2 separate regions of the Homo sapiens genome follow, and region 2 is linked to region 1. The links are chromatin contacts, found by Hi-C or POLR2A ChIA-PET in ENCODE. All regions are on one chromosome and are shown on one strand. Each heading gives the region's core, a stretch centred on a gene start or an enhancer-like site at or near the end of the contact. The rest is flanking DNA. Distances are from core to core; before and after follow the strand shown.

Region 1 (5,920 bases), core at 1,895-4,394:
ATGCAAAAGTAGCCGCCCAAAAGAATACCCTCCAATATGCACTATTTGCAGTTTGACTCACCAAATGATTATTACTTAATATTCAAAATAATATAGTGGAATCTAAATCTGTCCTTTGAGCAATCTTTGAGCAATTGCAACCTGCCTTATTGAGGTCTGGGGAAGGCCCTCTCCCAAAGAGAGCCATTGAGGTGGAAATCACCCTTACAGGCAATCCTATCTGACCCACAGTCTTTGATCATCACAGAGGGGGCTCCTCTTTTCCAGGGCAGATAGCTGCATGATAATGCTCATAGTATTTTGCTGTGATTCCCAGACCCCAAGTTTGATTTGGCCTAGTAAGAATAAAGCTGCCGCCGGGTACAGTGGCTCACGCCTGTAATCCCAGCACTTTGGGAGGCCGAGGTGGGCGGATCACGAGGTCAGGAGATCAAGACCATCCTGGCTAACACAGAGAAACCCCGTCTCTATTAAAAAATACAAAAAATTAGCCAGGCGTAGTGGTGGGCGCCTGTAGTCCCAGCTACTCAGGAGGCTGAGGCAGGAGAATGGTGTGAACCCAGTAGGCGGAGCTTGCAGTGAGCCAAGGTCGCGCCACTGCACTCCAGCCTGGGCAATAAGAGTGAGTCTCCGTCTCAAAAAAAAAAAAAAAAAAAAAAAAAAAAATCTGCCACCAGTATACACTGAATCCTTCTTGAAAACCTGGGACAATTATATAAGTCAGCTTGGAAATCCAGTACTTTGTACTCTTACACACACTGACGATGGCTTTTTCTTGCTTTTTTCCACCCCTAATTTTAATTGTTTATTGATTCCAATAATTATTTTCTAGGCAACATTTCACTTTCTAAATGGCTGGCTACAGGAAGGTCTTTTGCTGTTGAAATGTTTGGAACAAGAGACTGGTTCTTTGAGGTAATTGTGTATGCATATTTTATGAAAGCTGTTATCAGCTACTCATCCACGACTGTGAAACAGTCTTCCTTCTTTTTATAGAGCTGAAAAAAGATGAGAATAGATGGTTTTCTGTTGCAGCTAGGGTGAGTGTTCATGGAATTCACTTCTTCCACCCCCTGCTGATGCACTTAGTGTTTATCTTCTGTCACATACAGGACCCAAAACAGAACTTTTGTTCACAAGGAGCACGGGTAGAATTAGATGGTGAAAACACTTTTCAACTCTTTCAAAGCTATAACTTTAATAATATTGTAAATAGGCTGGGCACGATGGCTCACACCTGTAATCCCAGCACTTTGGGAAGCCAAGGTGGGAGGATTGCTTCAGCCCAGGAATATTGAGGCCAGGCTGGGCAACATGGCGAGACCCTGTCTCTACAAAAGATGAAAAATTAGCCAGGGGTGGTGGCATGTGCCTGTACTCCCAGCCACTCAGGATGCCAAGGTGGGAGAATCGCCTAAGCCTTGGAGGTTAAGGCTTCAGTGAGCCATGATTGCTTCACTGCATTCCAGCCTGAGTAACAGCGCAAGACCCTGCCTCAAAAAAACAAAAAAACAAAAAAACAAAAAAAAAAGAAAGAAAGAAAGAAAAAGAAAGAAAAGAAAAGAAAAAAAAAGACACTGATTCCTAGGTAAATTATGGAATTTATCTCAAATTAAACTTTGGTTCAGTTCAAGTCCAAATAGAATTGTTTTGCCTCCTTCCCACTAATACAATTTGAGACCCTGAAATACTCAAAGGATTGCCTTTGATGGCATCCTGAGATTTTATCTGGGGCAAAATGGTAATTTTTTCTGTTTAAGGTTGCTGATTTTGTGAAGCTTTTTAAACTGCATTTTGTTTCCCATTCGTTTTCAATTTACTTTCAGTACACTTTGGTATCTGTGGAGGTCCTAATACCTTTTGAGTGGGCATGTAATTATAGTGTAGTAGAAGGCAATAGTGGGTCACAGCTGACAGAGCAGGCTCCTGCCAAAACTAATTTTCATTGATAGGATTCCTACAACTGAATCAAACATAGGAAGCCCATATCAATCAGAGTGAACTACTGTAGAGTTCTACCCAAACCATTTTAGCTTCTCTGGGCTCCATTTTTTTTGCAGAATAGAGACATTGGCTGAGATTATCTCCTTCCTGCTGCCTCCCAGAAGGTTAATGCCAGGAGGTCCAGGATACATCTCATGATTTAATTATCAGATCCCCTTTCTTTAGAATTTCCTCTTGAGCTGCCCAAGTCTTATTATTGATTTTTGGGAGTACCTGGGACTACAGGCTTATGCCATCATGCCTGGCTAATTTTTAAATTTTTTGTAGAGATAGGGTCTCACCATGCTGCCCAGGCTGGTCTCAAACTCCTGGGCTCAAGCAGCCCTCCTACCTCAGCTTCCCAAAGTGCTGGGGTTACAGGCATGAGCCACCACGCCAGGCCTATTTTTCTGTATAAACTGAGTATGTATTTAAGATTTTTATGCATATTTTGAAAGTTTTACATTGCTGGTCAAAGTTAAAAAAGTATTCTTTTGTAGGCTGATAGTTTACTTAAAACATATTTGAGAAAGCTTTTGGTTTCTATTTCCAGTTGCTCAAACCATGTTTCGGAATTTCTAAATCATGTACATTTGCTTTTGTTCTTTTTGTTCTCACCCCTTATCAGGCAGCAGTGTTTAATAATCCATAGGCTATAGACCTCTGCAGGACTCTCTGGAATCTTAGCCACTTTGGATTTCCTTATAGCAGTGACATCATTTCTATTGCTAATTCTATGCCAATGCCCCTTTGGGGAATGCATTTATTCCTAAAATACACTGTCATAAAATTAAATGACTATATCAATTGCCAACAATATATTTTATACAAATGACATTTTGTTCCCAAAAATAAATCACTATGGGAAAGATACCTCACAAATCATGTTTTGTGAGGCTCTAAGTTTCAATTCTAACAACATCCTCACCCCTCCCCATTTACAGTAATCTGCCTTAGAGATTCGTAGCTTATCCAATTAATAAGCTTTCTCATCAAAATCTGGCATTTAACTGACATGAGCTTTCTTTACCAATTTTATCCTGTGTCTGTGTGTATACTCTGTTTGGAGGAATGTGCATTTGAATGGAGGCTGAGGCAGAGATGGAGGGGGAAGGATGTGCAGGATTATCAGTGGCATGCCTTGTGTGTGAGTGAGCCTGGATGTGCCTGCAATGGAATTTCCTCTGGTCGTTAATCATGAACATATTTATTACTTGAACCTTGTTTTTCCCCTGATGTGTGTGTTAAATCATATATTTTCCATCCTAACATAAGTAATTAAGTTTTGAGTTATTTATATATCCCTATTTTACTTCCTCATTGCAAAGGGTAAGTGAAACAGAATGAACTCACAAGTTAACACAATTGTATTAAGGCAATGCACTCAGTGGCAAAACTAAAAACTGAAACGGAAAAGCTTGCTTTCAGTGTCTCCTTCTTAGATTATTTAAAACGTAGAAAAAATCAAGCAATATACACCAATATAAGAGCCAATTCCATAAAGTATTAGTGACAATAAATCTCCTACAGACAGAAACTTTGTAAGAGGTTCAAAATAGACACAGTAAGAGTAAGTATGACTGGGCATAATGGCTCACACCTGTAATCCCAACGCTTTGGGAAGCCAAGGCGAGCAGATCACGAGGTCAGGATATCGAAACCATCCCGGCCAACGTGGTGAAACCCTATCTCTACTACAAATACAAAAATTAGCTGGGTGTGGTGGCATGTGCCTATAATCCCAGCTACTCAGGAGGCTGAGGCAGGAGAATCTCTTGAACCCGGGAGGCAGAGATTGCAGTGAGCTGAGATCATGCCACTATACTCCAGCCTGGAGACAGAGAGAGACTCCATCTCAAAAAAAAAAAAAAAAAAAAAAAAAAGATTAAGTGCATGTCCCAAATCAATCCATGACACAAAACAATGCATCCCACTACCATCCTTTTCCAAACACAAGACTATTTCTGTATTTTTTGGTTACATTGCTTCTATGCTAACATGAATTAAAAAGAGCTTGGTTTTGTTCTGCCTCACAAATTGTAATGCTGTTTGCATTTCTCACTGTGCTACAATGAAACTTTATTGCCACCCGCTAATCCCTGGAATCTCTGTATCCAGAGTGTAGAAGTAATGAAGATACAAATAACCAAACCACTAAAACCCTAGACGGCAACTCAAGAATTTGGCAGTGTTTCATTTTTAATTGCAATTATTATTTTGTTTCTTGAATCTTTATTGTGGTTCCATCGCTTTAGAGACACCCAGCTACCCTCTACAACAGTTTTCCAATGTGAAACTAATCTAGCCACTGCCAGATGGTATGGCTTATGCTTTTTTCCCTCCTGGAGAGAAGAATTTGAGATTATATGCTATTGGAAAAACATGATTGTTGTTATTCCAAAATGTGCAAGTCATGGTGTATATTCCTCCAGAAATGTTTGTACCAGTCCATGGCTTCAACCCAGAATCCCTCCTACCAGCCTGAAAGACCAAGTTGGAAAGTTATTTAGGACTTTAGAGACATATGCTCAACTTTGCATCTCATTCTCAACTTGACCTGTGGTCAGTTTTGAAATTTAACCTACTTTTTAAACATTTAGTTTAGGGACTAAGACAAAAAAGCTCAATAGGGTTAGGTAAAGTGCTTAAATAATGGGGATGATTTTTCTTGATGAGGGAAGCTATCTTCAAGGCTGCAAAGAGGGTTAGGACAAGGATGGTAGCCACAAGTTGTGTATTTTATTTGAGCATGAGCCAAAATAAACTTATTAACTGTTAGCTGAAAGCAGGCTAGAAATAAGACATTTCTTACTTTATATTTTTAAGCTTTTAATTGTATTAAAAATAAATTTCTCTTTCAATATTAAAAAAGAATAGATAGAACTAAATAGAAAATAAACAGCTATGTCAACTTAAGACAAATTAAAGGACTTTTCAAAGTTCTCTTTGTGCAGTCCTAAGAATGCTCAGTCTATTACTAGTGCAAAGAATTTCAGAAACAAGTCACCATCATGAGCTGACAGGAAAATAAATTCAGGCTCATTCTTGAAATCCAGGATTACAAGGCACTTCACTCTCAGATTGGGCCCCCCAGTTTCCATCACACCACAGCTGGGTGGCAAAAGGTCAACATACAGCCATTTTTAGGACTAAAAGATACTGAGCCCTTGAAAATTGCAGACTATTTACTGTTGTCCCACAGTAATTGTGGAAGAGTCTTGGAAGCTCTTCTGAGAAATCCAGTGTAGTAAGAATGGAGAGAGAAAACGACAATATGAATAAAGGAAATCTAAGAGGGTTACAGGAACTAAAGAAATGACAGGAGTTCCTCCTCCCTTGCAGCAGGGGCTACAAATAGCCAGCTTCTATGGTACTCATTGACAAGACCTCAGACTTTTGAACGATCATTCAGCAGCTTTGTTCTGTTCAACAGACACTGATAAATGTTCCATGCACTGCACTAGGTTCTGGGGATACAATAATGCAATACATACAGAATCTCTCCTGACATGACTTAAGCTCTGAAGGAGGCCACAGATGGGTAAACCAGTAATTTCAATAAATCATTCTTCCCCTTCTCTCTTCACCTGGATGAGTGCAGCTCAGCCCTCCAGGGGAGCTTATATGACTCCTCCATGGTAGAAAGCCTCCTCAACTTACCCAGCTGGCTCGGTGTTCACGGTTGTGTTTCACAACGCTTTTCACATTTGTCATTTAGGAACATGTTTGTGTAGGCCGGGCGTGGTGGCTCACACCTGTAATCCTAGCACTTTGGGAGGCCAAGGTGGGCTCATCACGAGGTCAGGAGATCGAGACCATCCTGGCTAACAAGGTGAAACCCCCATCTCTGGTAAAAATACAAAAAGAAAAAATAGCCAGGTGTGGTGGTGGGCACCTGTAGTCCCAGCTACTTGGGAGGCTGAGGCAGGAGAATGGC
Region 2 (5,920 bases), core at 2,420-4,919, 520 kb before region 1:
ATTTCTTCCTTTTGATACCTTAATAAAAATCTAGCTCATTGTTCAAGAGTTAACCCCAAAACTGATAGTTCTTAATATCCCTCAATGGAATTAATCACTTCTTATTTTTAGTTTTCCTGTTTTTTTTTTTTAAACATATCCCTCTTATTAAGTAAAATATAATTGACACCCTTTACATATGCAAGCACATATAAATCCTTTTGGATAAATTGTAAGATTAAAGCCTGTCTTTTATTTGTTTGTGGTATGTAGTATTAGGCTTTCAATAAATATTTTTTAGGATGAAAAAGGTATGCATGGAGTTTTTTTTCTGTTTCAACCTCAACTAGAAAAATCTATCTCTAGTGAAAAAATAGAAGACAGCTCTCAATGGGAATTACTAAATGACTCTTGCTTTTAAAAATTCCTTTATTTTCTATGGGCTCTAAAGTTAAATAGAAAAAGCAAGTTTAATATGTATCAGCTTTTAAACAGTGATGAAGCAAAGCAGGTAGAAACCAAAATACCACCCGCCCCCTCCCCGCCCACACACTCTTAGTTTGGCCAATGCAAGACAGACCAGTATCAATTTCAGTTCAATGTAACATCTGCTTAGCATTTGTTATATACAAAGGCAGAAAGTACAGATGAGACACTTTTTGAAAGAGTTCTTCTTTTTGTACTCTTTTTGCTTTACCATTTTTTTTTTCTTTAACTCAGAATGACTCTTGTCCGTAACCAAGCAAATTTTAACGTTATATTATTGGCTACTGACAAGATTTTCATTGATAATGTTATTGGCTACTTGCAATGTAGTTGCATTTTCACAAAGACAAGCTTGAAGGTGCCATTGAAGCAGAACGTATAAGGACAGAAATCATATGGATAGTTCTGATAACCTTAGGAATGTTTCAAGATAATATAGAGTGATAAAGATTCATTTATTATTCATAAAGGTATCCCAAATATCAAACTTAATTGAACTTGAATACTTTTTAAGTAAGTTGTTCAAAAGAAGTAATCCACAAACTTTCTTTAATGATTCCTAAAGCATGGGCACAGTAATCATAAAGTTCTCATAAATTCTCAGAAAATTTTCATAAAATTCTAAGTTGTATGCAAAATCAGAAACAAAAATAATCCTTTTAAATTTACTGTTTGTATTTGCTACCTACTTTCAGGATCTAGTAACATAACACACTTTTATTGCCTCTGTGAACCACAATGCACATGCCGTACTGTCTACCGCCAACAGGAAAAAACTACTTCTTGACACATGCAATTTAACAATAATTGCAGGGACCATTCATGTCTGAGTCCTAGAACTGGAATTTCCTGCATTATGGATATTTCATGTTGGAAATGTTGCTGGTTTGGCAGAGTAAAAAATAGATGGCTTTGGCTCTGTTGGGAAATAACACCCTGAACTGGATCACTGTGACATTCTAGAGGTTTAACCTATAAATTTGGTTAGCTGGAGGATGAGAATCTTTGTTAGATATCTGTAGATGTGCTATAAAAGAGTTACAAATTGGCTGTACATTTTAAAATCCTTTTTAGGAAAAAATGAGGAAAAAGCATCTAAGCTGTTAATTTATGTAACAATTTATCTTACATGATGGTGGTATCAGTAGTTGTCCAAGAAGAGACAGCTATGTCACAGGTTATGCCCATCAATAACCAAATAATTCAGTCAAATGCTTGTGATACGATGGGCCTGTGCTAGGGATGAGAACACAGTGTCCAGTAAGACAAAGGGTAGTGCTCCAAGAGATGATACACCAGTGAGTTTAGCCTCAGCAAATCTTTCAGTAGTCATCAAGTTAGATATTGCTTGTGAAGGTGGGTTGTATTCTAAGTTAAAAGATAATTGAGCTCCTAAACTTGCATAATAGTGTGGCAACTTCTACTTGGGCAGATATTTAGAACTAGGGTGATCATATAAGTTATCACCGAAACTGGGGTAGTTTTGGATAGAAAGGAGGGGCTGCTCCTAATTATTCTGGGGCAGGAGGCATAAACCAGGGAAGTACCAACCTATATATGGTCACCCTATCTAAAACCAGAGATGTTTGTTTAATAATGTACACTACTCAATTTGAAACTTTCAACAGGTGGAGAAACAGCAATTTATCTGCTTTCCTTAGTGACTGGCCAACAGAAGTGACATTTAATAGAAGTATGATATTCATTCTTCCAGGTGTCTCAAGTTCATCATTTCCTGATGATCAGGAAAGATCAGAAATCCACATCAATGAATCACATTAGCTGTCTTCTTAGATGATACTTTCCTGCTTGGAGCCTGTATTAAATGTCAGTATGAGAGAGAGCTGTGCAACCATGTGACTTTGCCTCTCTGTTTGTGATAAAAATATTGTTGAAGATTTTTCCCATTGTGTCATTTAATGGCACTTAAAAGAGTCCACATGATTTCTCCTAGGATGTTTGTTCTCTTTTCAAGAATAAATGAGCTTCTTTCTGTCAGATAGTGATTTAGATAGGCTTCCCGTTTGTCCTTTAATGTCTGGCTCCCAGTGTTCAGTCATAAGAATCCATCGCTGAGGTGAAGCATTCATATTTTGCTAATTTTTGTGTTTGGCTCTATTTCTTTTTTTATGTGTCATTGTGTTTCTTCTGAATTAGTTACATTCCTGAAACTTGACCTTTAGTGTTTAATGTTGCTTCATCATCAAATAAAGTTTGAACTTTTGACCTGGTACTCATGGTCCCACGTGTCTGATCCCAAACTCCTGGTCATTCTTATTTGCTGCTACTGCTCCTCATGTGCCCTTTCTCCAACTGAACTATTTGCTCTCCCCAGTACATGCCTCCTATTTTCTTGCCTTCATGCCGATGTTCGTGCTGTTCCCACTATTTGGGGACCTGAGGAAAATTGAAAAGTGTATTAACAGCTATAGCGGGATATGGAGCAGAAAGTTTATAGGGGAAGAATAAGATTGTCCATCAGAACGTTTGGAACCCATTGGAAGAGAAAATGTGAAACACCCTGAGCCCTTCTTTACTGCACGTGCTCTGGCATGATGCCATTATCCTTTCCATATGGGAAGACTTGTCCTTGAAAGTTCACCTTTTGAATGTGCAGAGACTCATTTTTGTTCTTATTTGTCTGGGGTGTGGGAGAAAGGGGGCGGCACGGAGATGGTGTTGAGAGGGCAGGAGTCACACAGATCATGTGTTGGGCACAGGCGTGCTAAAGCCATCTGTTTCTCTTTGGATAGTCATCCAAAACCTTTTAGGCATTTGCCACCCCACACCCCACCTCCCAAAGCCAAAAGCTTGCGCATATGCCCCAAGGAATAGGATCCCAGGAATTTACCTCATGTTTATAATCCTATAATCTTCTTGGGTGGGGAGGAGAGAATGGGAAGCCATTGGAGTTATTCCTGAATATGACCAGGCATTTGGGGTCTGAATGTTTTTGAGAAGTCATGAGAGAAAAATGTGAAAAGAAAATACGTATGGGGCAATATTCACAAACTCTGATTTTTTCCATGACCCCTTCTTTATTTATTTCCTCCTTTTTTGTTTTTCTTGTGCATTTTGTAGGATAGAGTCTTGGCTCTATTTCAAGCACATTGCAGAGGAATGGTGGAAAGGGATTGCGGTTAGCTAGGTTATCCTGAAAAACAACAAAGAAATTGAATACTCAACTTGGCAGTGGCCCAGACGTCTTCCAGTGGATAGTGGTCTGCTATAAGCACAAAAGACCCACGCACAGGGGCTTGAAAATGTGGTTAGGCCTATTTACTTTTCAGCACAGAAGGAAATTAGAAACAGAGGTCTGGATTGCCACTGAGAGGCAATTTTGAGTTAATTAATGAAGCGAGGGAATCCAATGGCAGTAACAGAGTCAGTTTTCCACTTTGGGCCTGGAAGCAGGACCTCAAGTGATTCTAGTAATCTGAATCTTGTGTGGCTGCCCAGGGAGCTGTCTGCCATTTCAACACACCTGGCTGCAACATTGTAGAATGCAGACCTCCTTACCTGTTTTTGTATTGTGCTGTCACTAGTGGTTAGAAAATATTTTGCGAAGGTAGCTGTACAGTGACAATGGCACTGAGAAATATTTACATGTTAATTATGATGACAGCAGTTAGGGTAATGGTTAAATGTTAGAGAAAAGTCATAAAGACCAAGACTGTGAAATAAGATGACAATATTGATACTGACAGATAAATCTTAAAATAATCTTTCTGCTAGTTGGCAAGTTCACTATAGATAGAGGTCGTGTCTTGCCCAGCTTTGAGCCAACAGTGCCTAGCACACTGAAAGCGTCAATAAATGAATGAAACTCTTCTCATTTGTCTCCTGGCCCTTGAATTGTCCTCTTACAGATGTGAATCTAGTGGTTAAACTATCTTTTTTTTTTTGAGACGGAGTCTCACTCTGTCATCCAGGCTGGAGTGTAGTGGTGCTATCTTGGCTCACTGCAACCTCTGCCTCCCGGATTCAAGTGATTCTCCTGCCTCAGCCTCCCTAATAGCTGGGATTCCAGGTGTCTGCCACCACAACTGGCTAATTTTTTTTTTTTTATTTAGTGGAGACGGAGTTTTACTATGTTGGCCAGGCTGGTCTCAAACCCCTGACCTCGTGATCTGCCCGCCTCATCCTCCAAAGTGCTGGGATTACAGGCATGAGCCATCATGCCCGGCCTGGTTAAAATATCTTTAAAATGTCTTTGAGAGAATATTTTATAGCCAACTCAGTAACTTCTACTCCCGATGCTTATATTCTTAAAGCATTCATTTTGCATTTTAACCTACATCCTACCTGCCGTTATTCAAAACTTTTGTTTTGTTCCGTCCTTCATGAAACTAAATGTCTCCATCTTCCATATAAAGTGGTCTCCTAAGTTAAGTAAATGGTCCAAGTGAGCCACTGCTGTCCTCAAACAGTGAGAGGACCCAGCATACATGAGTCACAAAGCCACATGAATGACAGACACACACATACACACACACACGCATAATGTGTTCTAGAGAAGCAACAATGAAAAACATGTACATGACTATGTGGATGTTTCCTTGGCTAGTATGTTTTTCTGTTGATGCTTTGCTTCTAAATAATATTGAGCTCCTAATCTTGCATAATAGTGTAGCAACTTTTTAACTTTTAGGGGTTAGTTTTTAATTTTCTTGTACCTTTTTAATTTGAAAAATGTCAAACTTAAAAGAGGAAATTCCTATATACTCTTCCTCCCCCCAGGTTATCACCATTTCATTTGATTTTGTTCTCTTTCTCTGCATGTGTTTTTCAATCTTTTTTTTTCATTATTGTTCCCTCAAGGAGGCATTTTAGACCTTTTTTTCCCTAATTACCCCATGGAAGTTTAAGACCACAGACATATCGTGTATCTGTTTGTGTAGTGTGGCCTTTTGGGGAGCCACAAACCATTGTATCTAAGAAATTTCTATCCCCTAAGAGCCGATGTTTACCCTCTAATTTGTCTGTATCACTTGAGAGTAAGTTGGAGACATAGTGTACTTTCCCCTAAATATTTCAGTATTTATTTTCTAAGAACAAGGGCTGCTTCTTACATAACCAAAATACAAATATCAGAATCAAGAAATTGAACATGGGCATAGTATTGACATAGTATTATTATTTAACCCACAGTCCATATTCAAATTCTGTCAATTGTCCCAATAATGCTCTTTATAGCTACTTTTTCTCAGCCAGGTTTCAATCCAGGATACATAGGGCAGTTAGTTGTTGTGTCTCTTTAGTCTCTTTTATTGTAGAATATTTCCTCAGTCTTTCTTGATCTTGACATTTTAAAAGAGTACAGAGTATTCTGTAGAATGCTTCTCAATTTGGTTTTGTCTAGCATTTTGTCTGGATTAGATTCAGGTTATACATTTTTGGTGAAAATGCCATTAAAATGATGTTATGTCTTTCTTGGCACATCGGGACACACATG

The links. A loop is a pair of places that touch in the nucleus more often than their neighbours do. ChIA-PET counts read pairs that join two places held with the same protein, here RNA polymerase II (POLR2A). Pooled maps may share reads with other maps.
Region 2: a loop to region 1 is called in a map of endothelial cell of umbilical vein, with 9 times the contacts of the local background. The contact joins two enhancer-like sites. A Hi-C loop is called at or near these places in 1 of 168 maps with a recorded cell type or tissue (endothelial cell of umbilical vein) and 1 of 50 pooled maps. POLR2A ChIA-PET finds 5 or more read pairs at or near these places in 1 of 52 experiments (activated T-cell).

What each region holds. Positions count from the first base shown.
Region 1 is chr15:38,841,620-38,847,539 of GRCh38, reverse strand. No RefSeq gene overlaps it. Among named protein-coding and RNA genes, the nearest start is that of LINC02694, 150 kb to the right of the region's middle. Within about 2 kb of position 3,144, at least 2 of the 41 ENCODE cell types and tissues checked have a DNase peak (open chromatin) inside an H3K27ac peak, as active enhancers do; they include endothelial cell of umbilical vein, where a contact is called at or near this core.
Region 2 is chr15:39,360,705-39,366,624 of GRCh38, reverse strand. All of the region lies in intron 1 of LOC105370777 (a long non-coding RNA gene), which reads left to right. Among named protein-coding and RNA genes, the nearest start is that of LINC02915, 110 kb to the right of the region's middle. Within about 2 kb of position 3,669, at least 3 of the 41 ENCODE cell types and tissues checked have a DNase peak (open chromatin) inside an H3K27ac peak, as active enhancers do; they include endothelial cell of umbilical vein, where a contact is called at or near this core.